Linked DNA regions of Homo sapiens: region 1 is linked to region 2. The links are chromatin contacts, found by Hi-C or POLR2A ChIA-PET in ENCODE. All regions are on one chromosome and are shown on one strand. Each heading gives the region's core, a stretch centred on a gene start or an enhancer-like site at or near the end of the contact. The rest is flanking DNA. Distances are from core to core; before and after follow the strand shown. Region 1 holds the start of LINC02703 (long intergenic non-protein coding RNA 2703). Region 2 overlaps LINC02698 (long intergenic non-protein coding RNA 2698).

Region 1 (3,254 bases), core at 422-2,921, 46 kb after region 2:
CTGTCTGAGTGGTCCCATTGAAGACCCCCTAGCAGACTGGAGATAAGGTACAGTTACACCTGCCTCTCCCCTTAGGGAGGTGGAACTCACAGCTCACCTGTCTCTAAAGAAGCCCTCTTCACAAATACCTTCCTGTCAACCTCCCACACACTTATTTTTTTAATACCCTTGACAAGAGTGAGGGTTTTGAGCTGTGAAACCAGTTTCTGGATATTTCCTTTGAAATTTCCATCCCAGTCTGGCTCCTTGCTGGAGCAGCCAATATTCTGCCATTTCAGGTGCTGAGCCCTGGCCTGGGAGGTGCCAGCAGGGAGAGGCCAATTCCAGCAGAGGAGAGTCCAGGCATGTGGGGATATGGTGGTGTTCTCCATGGAGGGAGAAACAGGGCATTAATAAAACAGTGCCAGGAATAACCCTGTGATTGATGGGTAAAGGTCATGGACTCTGGGATACTGGCAGGCACTGATGGGAACCTGTTAGGGCTGGACCGGGACCATCTCTGGCTTCCTGCTTCCCTCAGGTACCAGGATGCTCTGCTATGGTCTCTGGCAAAACTGAGCACTGGGGCTGGGCACATAATTTTGCCTGGGACAACTGCTGTAGGGGCTTCAGAATGCCTGGTTTTCTAAATTTTATTGGTGTCAGGAGAGAGCTTTGATAAGCTTTAATGTGCTATTAATTATTTGGGCTGTTAAAAAAGGGAGTGCATGAGAGGCTTGGAGTTGAATGATCTCATTTCTGAGGTTCTGAGGAGGTACACACATACACCCCAGTGGAAGCCAACTCAGGATCCAGCTGCTCACGGAGTTCCTCCCTCTGCTCAGACACCAAGAGTGCTGCTGCCTGAGACTGAGCAGAGTAGGGAACTGGGGAGGATCTCCACTGCTTTAAACTTAAATGTAACTTGGGCAATTTGGACTTTCTTTGGGCTTTAATTCGCAAGGGCTAAATACTTTGATTTTGGACTTTAATCTCTTTGGGATTTTAATCTCTAAATTTTTCCCTAGGAATTTGATAATGGGAAGGGTTTATATCCAAATTTGGGACATCTTATTTTCCCATTTATTATTGAAGAAATCTTTATGCATTTTTTATTAGCTCTTTATGCATTTTATTATTGAAGTATCTTCACTCTGCTATTAAACCTCATTACAGAACCTCTGATGAGGTTAGTGGTCCATGTGGCTGGACATCAATTTGGATTGGAAATAGAACAGGCTCTGAACTTGCAGTCTTAGACACAACATAGCCTTGGACTGGATTTTATTAACACACTGTTCTGGCTCATCTCAGAGGCTTATGGAAGTGAAATCAACAGTGTCTTAGGATGGTCCCAGGAAGGCACAGGAAGGAACAGAAGTTGATGCTGGGGGAGCGACCTCCTGCTCAGATAGTTAGCTCATCCCCTCCTGGAGCCAGATGACCACATACCTGGTTGTCCAGGGGTTAAACATTAAGCCCAGCTGGTTAAGATAACAAAAATCTGGGGAATTTTTATCCCCTTCCTTCTCTAGTTTTCATATAGAGGGACTTCCCTGACCCCACACACTTGGCCCCTCTCTACTCCCTTTTTGACCCAGCTAGGAGTGATTTGTCACTTGAGTTTATGTATGACTCACTCTCTTCCCCTCCCTCTCCCTCTCTTTTGGTATATGCCTGCCCTGGGAGAACACACAAGCTCTGCTGTCAGCCATGTGGTAAGATTCGTGGGGCTGGCTCTGCCCCGACTGGGGAAGCCTGAAGTTTTGGGGGATCAGATCAGCTCAGGGGTAGAGTAGCAGGTCATTCTGGTCTGACACAAGCCACCCCCTCTAATTTAACATTATCAGGAATAAAGGTGCTATTTCGATCTTCATTTCTCTGGCTCTTGGTCTGTCAATGGAGTGGTTCTGTAGTCGGAGAGGGTGAAAGTGGAGTTACAAATTTGCCCCCCTCAAACCTGAGAAGCAACTCTTTGGACCAATAGCAAAGTGATTTCTCAGCTGTGAACTAACAGTTTGCTTTTGGAATGAATCATGTGCTTTCAATTTTCCACTTCAAAAACACACACTTCAGCAGAAGTCACTTTACAGCAAATGAAAGAAGAAATTTCCCCAGGGGAGAAAGGTGTTTGTTACTTAGAGGAGGGTAGAAGGGATGACTTAGGAGCATCTATTTTTCCCAACTGTGAAGTCACCAGGAGGTCTTTTTGATATTATTGCCCTTCTAGCCAATAAGGCAGTGGTTTGCAAAATGCTAGCAATTAAGCAGTGCTCTAATTGGCTGAATTGTATCTCTCTGTCCAGAGTTCTGGGAGAGAACATAGGCAGGGTTAGGCATGGGAGAATGTGTCTGACTCACAACGAAGGTAGGAAGGGCTGGGTGGGTTTTATTGTGGGATAACTTTCCCAGAGCCTCCTCTATTTAGCTCTCCACATGGAAGCAGGGCTGTCAAAATGGCAAGTTCTACAGAGTGCCCCATTGCAACTGCTCCTCATTAAACTCCCTTCAGAGTCAAGAATGTGTTCACTCTCCTCTTCCTCTTTATATACTCACCACCGCCATCGCCAGCACCTTCACCTTCATCATTGTCTCTCTCATTTATGGAGCACTGTGCTAAGCCATTTTTATGCATGATCTTCTCCTCACAACAACCCTGTGAGATAGATACCCTTATTTCCCCCCATTTCCAATGGGTAAACTGAGGCTGCAGGAAATTGAGCCAATAAATGGTAGAGCCAGAATTCCAGTTCAGACCAAATGTGACTCCAGTACACTATGCAATGTAGATGCCTATCCAATGTCTTCTTGGATGCTTCCAATGACGAGGTGCTCAGTAACTCCTGAGCTTCCCGTTGCACTGTTGGACAGATTGCAAGCTTTCCTCCCCAGGTCTCTGACATTCTGCCTGTCGTTACACAGAATGCATCCTGTCACACCATGGCAGCATGTTTGATTGAGGCAGGGCCCTAGTTAATGCTTTGCAGTCAAGCAGGGATACTGGGCTGGTGTAATGTAAAATGCTGACCTGGGGAAATGGCATTTCACTGAACTCACTGAGGCTTGAAATGGGTGTGCTGTGAACTGTACGGCCTTGCCCTCCTGAAGAGAGGGCCCCGAGGGATAGCTGGAAGGCCTGGCAGAGTGCCTCTCCTCCCTCTCAGCATGCCATGGCCTTCTAGGGGGCTTCCAGTTCCATGCTGAGGCTATACTTCCCTCTCAGGGAGAGCTGGTTGCTCCCGCATGCTGTTTGTAGTGTTTTACATCTACCTCTG
Region 2 (3,186 bases), core at 350-2,849:
TGGATGTCTGGTTAACTCCGTCATTTCTTGCTGGCTGCCCAAATTCTGCCTCTCAATGCTGAGTCAAACAACTCCCTTTGCAGCCACCTGAATCCCATCTTAGAAAGTCTGCCTTCCTTGGTTTCAGCCCAGCACCTATTTATCCAAGTCAAAGCTTCAGACACTTTTTGGTGGACTACACAAGATCTTGAGAGTTCCCCTCTCTCTACCTAGTCGGGTTTTTCTGGTCAGACAATATGCTCCTTTACGCCATCCTTGTGTACTTAGCAATTTGCACCAATTCATCCTGCCAGTTCCTCTTGAGTTTCCTGTATTGTTTCAACTTCCTTTTTCTTTTAAACATATTCAGGACAGCAACATCTTTGTTAACCAAGGAGAAAAATTACAAAAACATATTTCTGAAATATTATAACCAAATGTAGACTTTATAAACGAGGCCTAGGAATAAACGTTAGGCTACCGGGTGAGAGAGATTAAGGTAGGAACAGTCTTTAAAAGTGAAATAAAATGATGCTGAAAGTCCTCGGGGTTGCATGGGACAGAGGGAAGGGGTGGCAGTGATTAGGTGAAGTTTAGGAGAATTGGAGGAGAAGATAGAGCTGAATTCAAACCAGAAGAGGTGTAAGGGGTGGTAGGAGGGCAGGACTGTAGCTGCCCTCCCTTGGAGTGAGGCAGGCTTTGGGTCCTAAAAATAGTGGCTGAGGGATTCACTTTCTTTTATCATCTGCATGGCTTGGGACTTCAATATCCTCAGATGACTGCATACCTTCTCCCTGACCCAGTCTACCAGAGCAGGGGCCATTTAACGGGGGCAGTCCCTCTGACTACACTCCATCTCCAGCAAAATAAAAGGCACTTGAAAAGGGCTCAATCAGATTCACCTTCAGAACAGCAGAATCTGGCTAATGTGATTTCAAGCTTCCCCTCACTGCCCCTGGAGCTCTCCACCTTCTTGCTGATGTCTCAGATTCTTTTAACAAGGGAAAAAGACTTTCATGCCACAATTAGGAATAAAAGGCATAAAATGCAAATGCCTGGCTGAGCTCCAGTTGGAGAATAATCAATCAATCCTTGGAATATAAATTACTGATATCAGATTCTTCCCTGCTATGATACAGGGGGGAGGGTTAAAAGAGTTAACACCTGAAATGGGCATTGCCAAGGAGATGGGCGGGGAGGGAGAGCAGTCCCTTTCAGGTGTACACCTTGAGGTTTGAAGTGTGTGTGTGTGTGTGTGTGTATGCTTTGTGTCACTTAGTGTTCACAATTCTGGGAGGCAGGCATTTGTATTCTTCCTGTTGTGCAAAAAAGGAAACTGAGGCTCAGAGCTGTCAAGTAACTATTCCCAGGACCAGTGACTATGAAACAAGAGATATTTAGTTTGAACTTGTACCTGAGGTTCTGACTGCAAGCCCAGTGAACTTGAAAAAATACACCAAAGCTACAGAAAGAAACTGGAGACAAAAGAAATACCCTACAAACTTTTTCAATTTTGTCTTGGCTGAGACTTGTTTACCTTCAAATAGGGGAGGACACATGAATGTGTATGTGGAGCAATTTTAGTATGGAACTGCCAAGGCAGGCAGCCCGCTTTGCATGATTTATGAAGACAACGAAAAAAAGGAAGTTGAGAGTTGACTTTGTAAAAATAACCTCCATTTACTGTGAATTTGCTATTTGAAGTACACCCCTGTTTTCATTAATTTATCCTCCCTTCACAAAGTTCCTTTGACCTTTCCTTTTCAATCCACTTATGCAGCCGAGGGCTTAAACTATTTCTAGTTTATCATGGACATTATGCTTATTTTTCTTTAAAACGTTTTTTCAATTGAAATATAACACTCATACAGAAATACACACAAAACACGAAACTACATAGTTCCACAAATTATCATGCAATAGACACCTAGGAAGCCGTCACCTAGATTGGGAAATAAAACACCTCTAGCATCCAAGATGCTCTCTTCTTGTCCCCTCCTCCCCCTCACTACTCTCTTTCTACTTCTGGAGGCTTATTTTTATCCAGAGGTTACTCTTCTTCTGGCTTCTAAGATTATAGATTAATATTGCCTATTTTGGGACTTTATATAAATAGACTTATACTATATATTATTTTGTATTTGACTTATTTTGATCACTATTATATACATGAGAGTCACCCATCGTTGCATACAGCAGTTTATTTTCATTGCTGTATACTTTACCACTGTACAAATATACCCCATTCATCTGTCTATTCCACTGTTAGAATTTGGATTGTTTTCACTTTGGGGTTATTATAAATAATGTTACTATGAACAACATCCCTGCACAATTTTTTTTTTTTTTTAGACGGAGTCTCACTTTGTCTCACGCCTAGGCTGGAGTGCAGTGGTGTGATCTCAGCTCAGTGCAACCTCTACCTCCTGGGTTCAAGCAATTCTCCTGCCTCAGCCTCCCAGGTTACTGGGATTACAGGCGTGTGCCACCCTGCCCAGCCTGTACGTGTCTTTTGGTGCACATGTGTATATTTCTGCTGGATATTTACTTGGGATTGAAACTGCTGGGTCATAGAATATATGTAAGTTTAAGTTTAGCAGGTAATACCAAGCTGTTTTCCAAGTAATTGTACCAACGTACAGTCCCATCAACAATGTCTGAGTGCTCCAGTGGCTGCGCAACCTTGCCAACACTTGCTATTACCAATCTTGTGAGTTTCAGTTACTCTGGTAGATGTGTAGTGGTGTTTCATTGTGGTTTTAGTTTTCATTTCCTTGATTACTAATAAGGTTGATCACGTTCATATGTTTACCGGCCTCTGAAATATCTTTTCTTATGAAGTCCCCTTTTCACCCACTTTTTAATTAATTGTCTGTGTTTTATTGATTTGTAAGAGCTCTTCATATATTTTAGATTGAATCTTTGCTTACTTTATATGGATGCAAATAACTTCTCTGTCTGAGCACATGTTTTTTTTTTCTACTCATGGTATCTTTTGATAAGTTGAAGTTCTTAGTTTTAGTGTAGTCTAATTTAACAGCCTTTTCTTTCATGATTAGTACTTTTATGTGCTTCTAAATAATTTCTGTTTTTCTCCTAAGTCCATAGAAATAATATCCTATATTATCACATAGAATCTTTATAGTGCTTTCACTTTCAGATATGAATACCAACTGAAATTAATTTTTGTATATGCTCTGGTATAAA

The links. A loop is a pair of places that touch in the nucleus more often than their neighbours do. ChIA-PET counts read pairs that join two places held with the same protein, here RNA polymerase II (POLR2A). Pooled maps may share reads with other maps.
Region 1: a map of GM12878 shows a loop between it and region 2 (4-fold over the local background). The contact joins the promoter of LINC02703 here to the enhancer-like site in region 2. A Hi-C loop is called at or near these places in 3 of 168 maps with a recorded cell type or tissue (CD14-positive monocyte, GM12878 and OCI-LY7), 37 of 37 single-sample maps with no recorded cell type and 12 of 50 pooled maps. POLR2A ChIA-PET finds 5 or more read pairs at or near these places in 3 of 52 experiments (GM10248, GM12878 and OCI-LY7).

What each region holds. Positions count from the first base shown.
Region 1 is chr11:115,917,965-115,921,218 of GRCh38, forward strand. LINC02703 (long intergenic non-protein coding RNA 2703) reads left to right here and starts at 1,672. Exons shown (of 7, transcript NR_187258.1): 1 at 1,672-2,347. RefSeq lists an enhancer at 1,368-1,517.
Region 2 is chr11:115,872,337-115,875,522 of GRCh38, forward strand. All of the region lies in intron 2 of LINC02698 (long intergenic non-protein coding RNA 2698), which reads left to right. Among named protein-coding and RNA genes, the nearest start is that of LINC02703, 46 kb to the right of the region's middle. Within about 2 kb of position 1,600, at least 3 of the 41 ENCODE cell types and tissues checked have a DNase peak (open chromatin) inside an H3K27ac peak, as active enhancers do; they include CD14-positive monocyte, GM12878 and OCI-LY7, where a contact is called at or near this core.